3 separate regions of the Homo sapiens genome follow, and all the other regions are linked to region 2. The links are chromatin loops, found by intact Hi-C in ENCODE. Cell type or tissue: endothelial cell of umbilical vein. All regions are shown on one strand. Region 1 overlaps MAN1A2 (mannosidase alpha class 1A member 2). Region 2 holds the start of LOC105378929 (a long non-coding RNA gene). Region 3 overlaps TTF2 (transcription termination factor 2).

Region 1 (4,000 bases), 360 kb after region 2:
TTATTTAAAAATGTTTTTAAGCTAACATCAAAAGTAATAGATGTTCATAATCAAATCTGGATAGTAACAGTAAATGAAAAGGAGAAAATAAAAACACAAATTCAAAGAAAACCACACATAACACTTTGGTTTCTATTTCTATAGTGTTTCCTCTCCTTTTCTAAATATCTTTCTAGATATGTCATTTATCTATGTCAGGTATTCTAAAATATAACTTTTAATGGCTGCATAGTATACTATATCTGGACAGGCCAAAATGTATTTAACCAAATCCCTATTACAAGACGTTTAAAAACTGCCCTGTCCAATGTAGAAGCACTAGCTACAAGTAGCTAATTAAATGTAAGTTAATTAAATTAAAATTTAATATGTAATTCCACAACCATACTAGCAACATTTCAAGTGCTCCATGGTCACATGTGGCTAGTGACTACTGTATTGGATAATACAGATAATAGGATCTTTTCCTCATTACAGAAAGTTCTGTTAGATAGAACTGCTTTAGATTGCTTCCAAATTATCCCTATTATAAACAACCCCAAGATTATTGTAAATAAACTTTAATATATAGCTCTGAAAATTTATTTGGAATAAATTGCTGGAAATGAGTTGCTGGCTCAAAAAGCATACAAATATATACACTCTGGAGAGTGGGTACAGGAAGATGTTACCCCCATGCTGTTCTCTTGATAATGAGTGAGTTCTCACAAGATCTGATGGTTTTATAAGGGGCTTTTCCCCGCCTTGCTTGGCACTTCTCCTTCCTGCCACCATGTGAAGAAGGATGTGTTTGCTTCCCCTTCTGCCATGATTGTAAGTTTTCTGAGGCTTCCCCAGCCCTGTGGAACTGTGAGTCAATTAAACCTCTATCCTTTATAAATTACCCAGTCTCAGGCAGTTCTTTATAGCAGCATGAGAACAGACTAATACAGAGGTTAACAATAATATACAGGAAAACTGACATCTTTTTTTTGTAGTTTCTGTTTTACATGACATGCTTAGAAAAGGCTTTCCTGATTATATATTCAACCCTTTTTTTAGTACTTTTATGATTTCATCTTTTACATTTAAATAGTAATACCATATAGAATATACACTGGCATATAGTCTAAGACAGGAACTGAACATAATTTTTCATATACATTATTATATCATTATATTATCATAATATTCTCAAATCTCAATACAACTCACAGGGGTAAAGATTTATGATTGATAGAATTCATCCAAATTACTAAGTAGACATCCAATCCAGTCACTCTTATCTGAAATAAGAAAACTACGTTTTTACATTTTAGAAATGCAGCTCTCAGGGTTTTGTTTTTCCAGAAAATATCATTCCCACTCAGTCTAGGCATTAGAGCTTTTATCTTCTTCAAAATAAAGAGAAAAATGAGTCATATGTAAATAATTTCAGGAAACAGGAAAAGTAAGTATAAAAAGAGTCAAAGAAGATTGAGATCTATTCCCAGATCCATGAAAGACATAATTATATTGACCTATCTGCTTTCCTTTCATAAAATAAAAGACAATTTCCTAGAAAGGAACAAAAAGACAATTCCAGGGCAAATGTTTTCCTATTCTTGGTACTCACACCAGCTTATTTTCTTACTGGCAGAATCAGCAGTGTTTTCAATACTAAAATTAAATGATCATTACTTTTGTCTCTTATTTACTACTTAAGATTTCATTAGTCTCAAAAATAACTGAATCATGTTTTATTAGCGGCAAAGTTGCAATCTCTATTATTTGTTTTTGTTTTCCTAACTTTTAAAAGAGAATAGCATTGATAAACCTACAATTACTAAAATTCTGTAAGTTCCACATTTCCACAGAAATATTAGTTGTTACTTTTAAAAATCAATTCCTTCAAAAATAAATGAGTTCTAATAAGAAAAATTACCCTCTCCCTAAACAAAATACTTTCCCCTCAGGCAGAGGGAATCATTTTTACCACAGTTTCATATAACAATTGGTTCCTTCCTGTACAGTAACATTTATGTGTCAGCCTATCCTGCCAGCCTGTGAATTCAGGCCAAGCCCTATGTTCTTTCTCCATCTCAATCTCTTCTAAGAACTTAGCACAGAGACTGGTAAATAATGAAGGCCAGGATGCCCTCTTCTAAAATGAATGAACAGACATGGCTTATCCAAGAACAACTGCCCCCCTTCTAGTAAATACTCATTTGTTTTTCATACTCCTCCTCTACCTCCCTCTCCTAAGCAGTGCTTTTATTTACATGAAGATATAATTTATTAATAAGAGTTTTTAAGTACAACCTTCAAACTGCCACACTATATTTTAGCAATACAGGAAATAAAATACTCTTAGGAGACATGTTATTAACATTTCCATTTTATAAGTGGGAAAACTGAAGCTAAGAGAGATCAGAAACATGCCTAAGAACAGCACCAGCAGACCACAAGGTTAGACACTGAGGGTTTCTAACTCCACGTAGTGTACTTTTTACAACATCAAGCAAAGAGTTTTCAGACAAATAATTTTTTAAGAAAGCCTCAGGTATACTAGAATACTTACACTGACCCCAGCGCCCTGTTCTGGGGTTCAAATAATTTGGATAAAGACCATTTGGACGATCCATTTTCTGAAGTAGTTTCCGAATGTGCATAACCTGAGTAAAATAAAATTAAGAATGCAATTAATAAAAATAAGTGTCATCAAGGCTTGGTTTTAATGTAGGCTTTGTGTTTTTTCTTACTCAGAATCTACACCTATTCCCTGCCTTTGTGTGTGTGTTGGAGGGGCAGGGGGAAGTCAGGGAAGCCTTCTATTTCTTAAATGACTCATTTTTATAAGATGATATGTGTTCATTATTTTAAAATCAAGCAATAATAAAAATAATACAGAGAAAACTGCACAGATAGAAACCATTTTAAATCTCAACATGCTACTACCTAGAAATACCATCTGAAACATCAGTTATTTTAAACATCATTCTAGACACAGTCAACACATATATATTCAAATATAAGAACAGAAATAACTTCACAGGAATTGAATCATAAAATGCCATTGTATTTTGAAAAGTTATTAATTTGAATTGAACAGATAAAAAAGTAAATGAAGTAAAACAAACTGTTGAACTTTAAATATTGTTCCCACAATAGATATCTTTAAGTTCCTGAAATTCCAAATTTTAAAATATCTCCCTGAGAGTAAGGGGGAAAGAAAAATCATGAAATATATTAAGAAGCTGGAGACTTTCCTAGGGATTTATTTTGATTCAACTATAGATTAGGTGAACTTTGTAAGTGCTTTTAAGGGGGCCCCTGGAGGTGGGAGGAGGTGTTATGTTCCTTGTACTCTTATTTGTTTGAGAATATTGTCATTACATTTGATGAATAACCTGGCTGGTATAAACTTGGGAAAACTTTCTTTTTCAGAGGACCTGATATATACTTCACTTTTCTGGACCTGAGTACAATATCAATTCTTCTGCCACAAGGTTTCCCATCGTCATTCATTTGGCTGGATTTTGTCTTTAAGTAGTTTTAGGAATGGACTCAGGGATGCTGTCTATATTACCTGTGTTCTTTCACATTTGAGACCAACACTATGTATAACAATCTCAATCTGAAAAATTCCATAGACCACTTTTTAGATAGTTCTGAATGATGTTATAAAAGGTGAGAAAGTTAACTCTTCTGTCATCCAAAAACTGTATACTATTCTTTTTCTTCCTTATCTATCATTTTCTTTCTGTCTCCTTTTATTTCCACACATTTACTAGCTTTTCTCAATTTTGTCTTCTAAGCTCCTTATATTTTGAACACTGTTTTTCTTTGTATTGCTTCCATTTTGGCCTTCATTTTGTTGATAACTATTTTTTCTTATACTTTGTTACTGATATCACATCTTATTGTCTCTGAGCTCTTGTATCTCTGTTTATATACTTGTTCTACAGAGATGAAGGCTTTACTATGTTTTCTCTCATGGTGATATTTGCTTGGAATTTTCAATTGCTCTTTTACGTATTTT
Region 2 (4,000 bases):
AATCAGTTTGGTCTGGAGGTGACACTCATCATTTCTGCTTACCTCCCTGAGATGGGGACTAGTCTACTTAGTCCATGTGGCTCTACCCAGACACAAGGGGAGTTAAAGAGTGTAGCTCCTGGCCAGAGCACCCTCTGCAAGACCTCATTATGAGAATGGAGCACAGACCTCAGAGCACAGAGAAGTGATGCCTGGCAGTGGCAAACCAAAGAAACTGAGGAAATGGGATACATTACTGGGTGTGAGTGTGAGAAAAGACATGGAACTATAGGGAAGCTAGAGTTACAAAAGCTCCAAGAGAAGGAACAAAGATGAGGAGAGCCACCTAAGTTGGAGCTCTGGAAGAAGGAGAAAAGGTTGGAGCAGCTGCTATAAGATGTGAGACTTTAGAAAGAGACTACATACAATTATTGCTAACTGTTGTATGGTATGATTTCTCCCCTGTCAAGCTCCAGTGAAGGTTTTGGGGTATGAAAGGACAGAGGACAACCTAGGGTTATTGAATTTAAATAGTTTAAAATCAATAGCTATTTTAAAATTAGATAGTGGTGGTGGTTGAACACCTTTGTGAATATACTAAAAGCTACTAAATTATACATTTTAAAGGATGAATTTTATGGTATGTGGATTATATATGAATAAAAAATCGTATGAGAAAATGATAGCTACCATTTCTGGATGCTTCTTTTGTGCCAGGTACTTTACACATTTTGATAATCTCAAATTCTTAGTTTAACTGAAAGGTAGGTATGAATGTCTCTGTTTTATAGATGAAGAAACTGAGATTCACTGAGGTTAAATGACCCAATGTCACACAAATGGTAGAGCCAGAATTCACACCCAACTCTGCCTGGCTCTGAAGCTGGCTGGCATTCTCTCCACTGCCCCTTGTGGCTCCCCAACAATAATCACTGTCTGTATTGAGCACCAGATACTGAGCACTTTGACTATAAAACTCAAATTCCCTCAGCAATCCTGGGAAGTTAACAATATTCTTGACTTTATAAATGAGGTTACCAATGCTTGGAATTGTCAATAATTGCCACAAACTCAGCTACTAAGTGGCAATGCCAGTAGCTGATTTCAAATCCTTTCTGATTTCAAAGCCCTTCAACACGCTTTCTTTTGGGAGTCCATCAGCACTCCTCTATTTACAGTGGCAAACACATTTCTCTCTATCTTCTTAACAAACCTTGCTTTTCACTGCCTGATTCAATTCAGCTCACTTTATGGAGTGCTTTTTAAGTGATAAGTATTAGGCTACGATGGCTAGTCATTGCTTCTTCACTAGTTGAGGTCCATCTCCTTTTTCAAAGTTGGATTCAAAGGTCCTTTCTCTATGAAGTTTTTTCTACCCAACTGTGTTCACATTTATTCCTTAAACAGGAAGATGATTGATTTGATTATACCTATGCTACTCAAAGTGTAGTTTTTGAATGAGTCTAGTCTGAGATGGTTGTTGTCAGTTCATGCAAGATAAGTAAAGAAATGGAGTGTAAGTATTTAGAAACTATCATAGCAATTTAATATTGCTATAATATCCAACTGCATAATCAGCAGGCTCATATTTTGTCTTTTTCATTTTTCTAGTAATTTATTTTTATTGTATTTTACAAAAGAATCAGTCTGCCACAGATTGGAAATTCTTTTAAAAAACAATCCTGTACCACAAATAATTTGAGAAACACTGATCTACAAATGGCAAATATAGGCCAAGTCTGGCCCACCACTTAATTTTGCAAATAAAATGTTATTAAAACACAGTCACAGCCACTTATTTACATATGGTGTATGATTGCTTCCATGCTATAATGGCAGCATTGAGTAGTTGTGACAGAGACCACATAGCCCACAAAGTCTAAAATATTTGTTTTCTGGACCTTTAAGGAAAAGGTTTACTGACATCTGATCTAGACCACTTGTTCTCAATCATGATTACACTTCAGGAATTCCTGGGAGACATTTTAAAAATACCGATGGCTGGGTTCTGTTCCCGGGGATTCTGATTTCATTGGTTTATGGTGCAGCCAGTGCAGGTCATTTTAATGTTCAGCAAAGTTTTAAACCACTGATTTAGATCAGTAACTTTCAACTTTGGCCTGGAATCAGAATCACTGAGGATGCCAGGGATTCACTCTCAACCTACTGTATCAGAATTCTGGGAAGTGGGGCCCAGGCATGCTTGAATGTGTTTTTGTTAAGTAAATCCTCTGCAGGTAATTGAGATGTTTAATAGGGATTGAGAGACACTGGTATCAACCCAAGAGCAATGATTTTTAAAACTGTTACATATATCTAAATTACATGAAGAGGGTGCTAAGAATACAGACTACCAAGCCCCACATCGAGTGAGTCTAATTCAGCAGGTCTCAGAGAGATGTGACCCAGGAATGTGTATTTTTAGCAAGCTGTAAGAAACATGGCTGTGCTGCAGCCAAGCAGGCACAGGCTGAGGTAAACATCCTGCATGACTCAGCAGGATTGGAGTGCAGGCACACATTCTCATGCCTTATATAATCACAGCTATCTAAACATAACATAGAGAAGCTCATGACCTGGCTCTCAGCCACTATTGTTTGTAAGGTGTATAAATGTAACACTGACACTGAGAAAGAGCTGCTAAATAAAGCCATATCTCATCTACCTGCTGTCTCTCGAGTGTTCTTCTAGCTCCCTGCCCCCTATCCACCCACTCCCCTCAGACCTCAGCTGGGGCTCGAACCTGACAATTGGCATAGTCAGCAGGATGAGGTGAGTGGGTCTTCATTCCTTGAGGCTTCCAGGTCAGCTCTGTGGCCACAGCACGGGCTGTGGTACCCAGTGGCAGAGGTGCTGCTTGGATGGGCCCCAGTGGAAACATAGGAGGCAGTGGACTGGTCTCCCACGAGTGTGGAGAAGGCACTGGAGCAGCTGGAAGCACACAGCTTCAAGAAGGAATGCACTTTTGCCGGCAGAGTCGATGGGCATTTCTGACTGCACTGTGTGAAGTATATACTCAGTCCTTGCAGGACACAGTGCAGGTAAGGGATCTTCAGACACAAGCTAAGTGCCTGGGGGCCAAAATGCACAGCTTGTAGTACAGCCTGGGGATGAAGGACTTCCAGGCTCAAGCAGGGTGCTTAGAGGCCCAGATAAACAGCCTGGAACAGGAGTTAGCAACAGCTGTTAGTGCGACCTGAGCCCATCCTCCCAGCCGGACACTCTCATTGGGTCTGATGCCGAGGAGGAGGAGGCTCTTCTGCTGCTGGCTTGCCCCATGATCCATCAGAAGTAGAACGCAAGCAGCCAATGGAGCCCCAGGGGAGAGCCCAGGGACTCCCACAGTGGTGGAACACACCTCTTATAGTGCTTATAACCCCACTGAGTTGTGTGAGTTAGGTAAACGCGCCGGCAGCCCCTCCCTGCCTGGTTACTCCATCTTTGGGACAAAGGAACTGACAACATTCCCTGCTCCACCTCTGATAGAGAAGCTGGCTTCTATCACAACTCACCCCTCCCTTCATTAGTGGCTGCAGCTGTGCCAATGGTCAGCACAGGGACAAGATGACCACACTTTAATTGAGTGGCTAATGGGAGCCACATGGACTGTTTGGAATGATGCCAGAGAAATACCAGAAACTGTGAGTAAATGGCAATCATATACTGATTTGGTGCAGATACTCTAGGAGATGGGTATGCAGCAGGCTGTGTTTGATCTGAATACCTGGGGGCCAGATGATAAATGCTTTGCCTCCCACATGAGGGATCTGGTGCTGGGCTCAGCATCCCCAAACTCTTTTGGCTCTCTGGCCTCTGTTCTCACCCTATATGTGGGGCACCGTATACATGAAGTGACTACCGCTATGGCAGCCCTTGGGGAGGCAGAAGGCCATTGGCAGGACCAGGGACTCCATGCCATAAAGAAGGGAAAGTCCATGCTGTAAAGAAGGTCCACAGGTAACTATCCAAGGATATAACAAGGGGCCCAGTGGGTGACCCACAAGCCAATGTGGTTTGATTT
Region 3 (4,000 bases), 740 kb after region 2:
GCATAGTGGCGGGCACCTGTTATCCCAGCTACTTGGGAAGCTGAGGCAGGAGAATCGCTTGAACCCGGGATGCAGAGGTTGCAGTGAGCCAAGATCGCACCATGCACTCCATCCTGGGCGACAGAGTGAGATTCTGCCTCAAATAAATAAATAAATGAAGCCTAATACATCATGAAAAGAAATTTAGGGTTTATCCCAAAAGCAATGGAAAACCAGTGAGCAATCTGAAAAGTTCATCATCTATAAGTCAGAGTTGGTTATAAGCTGGAGAAATGTTCTAGAGATCTCTCCAAATACAGAAACCTGTGAATATCCCGTTGGGCTAAAAGGATAACATATAGAAAAATGAGTTCTTGGGATAATACTGTATTTTCAGAGTATAATTACATGATAAAGCCTCTACATCACATAACTGAGGCTGCCCTGGACACCCTAGAAGACCATCACGTATTCACAATTGTCACTTAGCCTCTGGCCTTATTATTTGCAACCCTTTTTTTTTTTCTGGGAAGTAAAGGGAGGCAGGGAAAGATGGCTTAAAATCAAAATACTAGTAGTAAAATACTAGTCTGCACAATAAATATTAAAAATATCATGAGTATATACCCCAAATACTCTAAAATAAAAATAGCAACAAGTAAGGCTTTTATATATTCAGGTGATTATTACCCCCACAAATACAATGCAGTCATCTTTCATTCTAAAAGGCAGCTGAATCCTGTGGCATAGGTTGATCTTTATCACTGAGGTGGTTGTCTGGAATAAGGGTGATGGGATAGAGGAAAGAACAATTCCTTTCCACATGCGGATCATTTACAGCATTCCTGACCTCCAGGGAGGTCCTCTTGCTATCGTGGAGGCTGAGAAAGACTCCCATTAAACCATCTGTGGCTCCAACTCCACTTCCCTGGCTGCCCCCCAGCCTCACCTCCACATTGAGGTTTGCACCTGGGATCTCTGCCTCTTGCTTGTTTGTGGGAATCTCCTTGGCCACGAGGCTATAGGTAGTGATCACGATGTCATATGTAGAGAGGCTGCGTAGACATAACAAAGAAATCAATAAATGGTCCCACTATAGAGGGACAATGAGAGAGGCAGAGTTGATCTTTCAATAAAAATGCCTACAAATGGAAGGACAAACAGCAGAACTCATTAACTTGTGTCCTTAACACACACACGCACACACACACACACACACACACATTTTGGAGGTAAATTTTACCCACTTGGGTTTCCCTATCTCTTACCTCTGATCATTTACCGTCTGCTCACTATAGCTACCACAGCCTCCCTCTTACCATCCAGTGAGTCAGAAAGAAAATTCTCTGGCTGGGATAATATAATGCTTAATATGATCTGGCCAGAACAGAAAGTAGGATAGAGTTGGGAAATAACAGAAAGTAGGATAGAGTTGGGAATTAACATTTAATAATGATTTGAGATGGATGACACCAAAGTCCCAGGGGAGAAAGATAACTTCAAAACACTGTTCACCTTGTATCAATGGTGCTTTCCTCCCACCACTCTATAATGGATTTGTGAAAATTCACTGATCTAGTTTGACATTAAGATATAAAAATACATGCTGTAAGCTTTCAGTGTATCTTGCTTATACTCCTTACATATAAAGATTATTAATGAGAAACACAAATCTTTTTCCAGTGAAGCTTAATATTGTGAGAACTTCAATAAATACTTTATTTTATTTATTTATTTTTTGAGACAAGGTAGGGTCTCACTCTATCCTGTCTCAAAAGTAAATAAAATAATAAAATAAAATAAAGTATTTATTGAAATAAAGTAAAATTCTGCTAATCATAGATCAAGCCAAGTTTATATTAAAAGGGAAAAATTATCACTTATAATTAGCATACTCAGCATCAGAAATGATAATAATAGGTGAGTAACCTACCCTGGTCATCCAGACTGGAGTGTAGGGGTGTGATCTTGGCTCACTGCAACCTCCACCTTCCAGGCTCAAGCGATTCTCCCACCTCAGCCTCCCAAGTAAATGGCACTACAAGTGCACACCACCACACCCAGCTAATTTTTGTATTTTTGGTAGAGATGGGTTTCACCATGTTGCCTAGGCTGGTCTCGAACTCCTGAGCTCAAGTGATCTGCCTGCCTCGGCCTCCCAAAGTGCTCGGATTATAGGCATGAGCCACCATGCCCAGCCCCAAGAGAACCTCAATAAATACTTTTGATAAAAATGATATGCCTAATTCAGAGAGGCAGCAGTGTCTACAAGTTACCCTACTATCATATAAAGAAGTATAATTCAGAATGATTCTAATCGGTCAACTAGTACATTCTAAATACCAAACAAGTTAGGCTCAAAGTACAAATCAAGTGAGATTCAATTTATTTCTAAATAAAAATTTAGCACAAAGGCAGACAACTCACAGTAATCTATGCCAGGGAAGGCCTGCAGGCCTGCCACTGCCACCCTGATGCCTTTTGCCTGCAGAAGCGACTCTCAGTCATGAGAACTGGCCTGTCATAAGACAGAGGGGCACCAATCTAACAACTTACTCCTGAAAGACTGCCGCCCCGTTCTTTAGGAGATAAAATATCCAAATTGGAGGCTGGGGAGAGAAATTACTTAGAGGCAGAAATAACTTTGTTCTCATCCTTGACTACAGCAGCCAGTATTCAATCTAGATCTTCACTCCGCAATTAAGAACAGAAAACAATTCCTTTAAAACCAAAAGACAAAGACTAGGACTAAGATTGCCATGTGGGGAAGCATTTTCTTCCCTCCTTCCTGAGCATCCCTCTTCAAGAATTTATAGTTAACTCTAATCGTCCTAAATTATTGAGTCTAAAGCATCTTAGATGGTTCATATATTAAAAAGTCATAAAAATATAATCAACCTATAGCAACTAATCATTAGCATTCTATCAAGATGCTCTGTAGAACTGGGCTGGTTCCATTCACACTATGTACACCTGGAATCAGAACTCCAGCAGCCATGAGGGCCTTGCGACACATCTCCTTGACTAGGGGAATGCTGCTGTCACCTGAATGGCAGCTCCGGCATCTCAGGCCTCCTCACAGGGCAGCTTTCATTGAGGACAATGACAAGGACACAGCAAAAGATCACCAGTAGACCTCAGGATACAACGCAAAGGCTGTATGGTGACGAGACTAAAGATCTGTCTTTGGCTTTCACAAATACGCGTCCTGATTAAGTGAAATCTCAGGGATGGGAGCAAAGGCCCGTGGGCCCTTGGGCAGAGGTGCTGAACGCCCCCACAACTGCGTATTCCTGCACTTACACTCTGGCACGTGAATCCCGGTTTGGCCCATGGTAGAGATAGACTCTTAGTTTGTTGCTGTTCACCCGTTTCTCCACCTCATTTTTCCAATGATGGATCAGGGAGGCAGGACAGATGATTAGTGTTCCATGGGAAGTAAAGTCACAAGAGTCTTGAGAAGGGAAAAAAATCAGTGCCTAGTTACATTCACCAAATGGCTTTTAACTTTTCTTTTTTAATATATGGAGACACGGTCTTGCTGTGTTACCCAGGCTGTCTCAAACTCCTAGGCTCAAGTGATCCTCCTGCCTTAGCCTCCCACAGTGGAATTACAGGTGTGAGTCATCGTGTTTGACCGGCCTTTAACTTAAAGGCATTACCTCTTCCTCTTGACTGACTTTACTCCTTCAATTAATATGTTTAACCATTGCTCTTATTTCTATACAGAGCCTATAGTGAAGTAGGAAATGGAAGAAATGGTCTTTTAAACTGAAACACTTGATTACTTATTTTCTCCACTAAAAGTACAGGCAGAAAGAGAGGCTAAACAGGGGGAGGAAAGTGGGTGGCACATGACCTCAGTGTGAAAAAGCAATGTGCTTTCACAGAGTGGCTGGAAGTGAAAGCTGGATCATTTCCTAACTCCTCTTGAGTTGATTCATTATAGAGGCGTATGGAGTATTGTTATACTTTCTGAAAAGCATAACTTAATGTACTTCTACCTTAAAATTAAGTACAG

Evidence for each region. Hi-C counts contacts between places; a loop is a spot of excess contacts. Peaks named below come from ENCODE experiments on the same cell type or tissue, not always from the same donor. Only the 100,000 strongest peaks of a DNase experiment are listed, where the experiment ranks them.
Region 1: a loop joins it to region 2, with 4 times the contacts of the local background. A loop is called at or near these places in 1 of 110 quality-filtered maps.
Region 3: it touches region 2 in a loop (4-fold over the local background); 1 of 110 quality-filtered maps calls a loop at or near these places.

Annotation. Positions count from the first base shown.
Region 1 is chr1:117,464,967-117,468,966 of GRCh38, reverse strand. MAN1A2 (mannosidase alpha class 1A member 2) reads right to left here. Exons shown (of 13, transcript NM_006699.5): 8 at 2,540-2,633. Among named protein-coding and RNA genes, the nearest start is that of MAN1A2, 100 kb to the right of the region's middle. In endothelial cell of umbilical vein, no CTCF peak of the experiment used is centred here; DNase peaks (open chromatin) are centred at 1,376 and 2,026; H3K27ac peaks cover 2,505 bases.
Region 2 is chr1:117,820,420-117,824,419 of GRCh38, reverse strand. It overlaps LOC105378929 (a long non-coding RNA gene), which reads left to right and starts at 2,619. Exons shown (of 3, transcript XR_947744.3): 1 at 2,619-3,620. In endothelial cell of umbilical vein, no CTCF peak of the experiment used is centred here; a DNase peak (open chromatin) is centred at 2,499; H3K27ac peaks cover 1,789 bases.
Region 3 is chr1:117,083,451-117,087,450 of GRCh38, reverse strand. TTF2 (transcription termination factor 2) reads right to left here. Exons shown (of 23, transcript NM_003594.4): 11 at 3,283-3,433; 12 at 929-1,034. Among named protein-coding and RNA genes, the nearest start is that of MIR942, 9.2 kb to the left of the region's middle. In endothelial cell of umbilical vein, no CTCF peak of the experiment used is centred here; no DNase peak of the experiment used is centred here.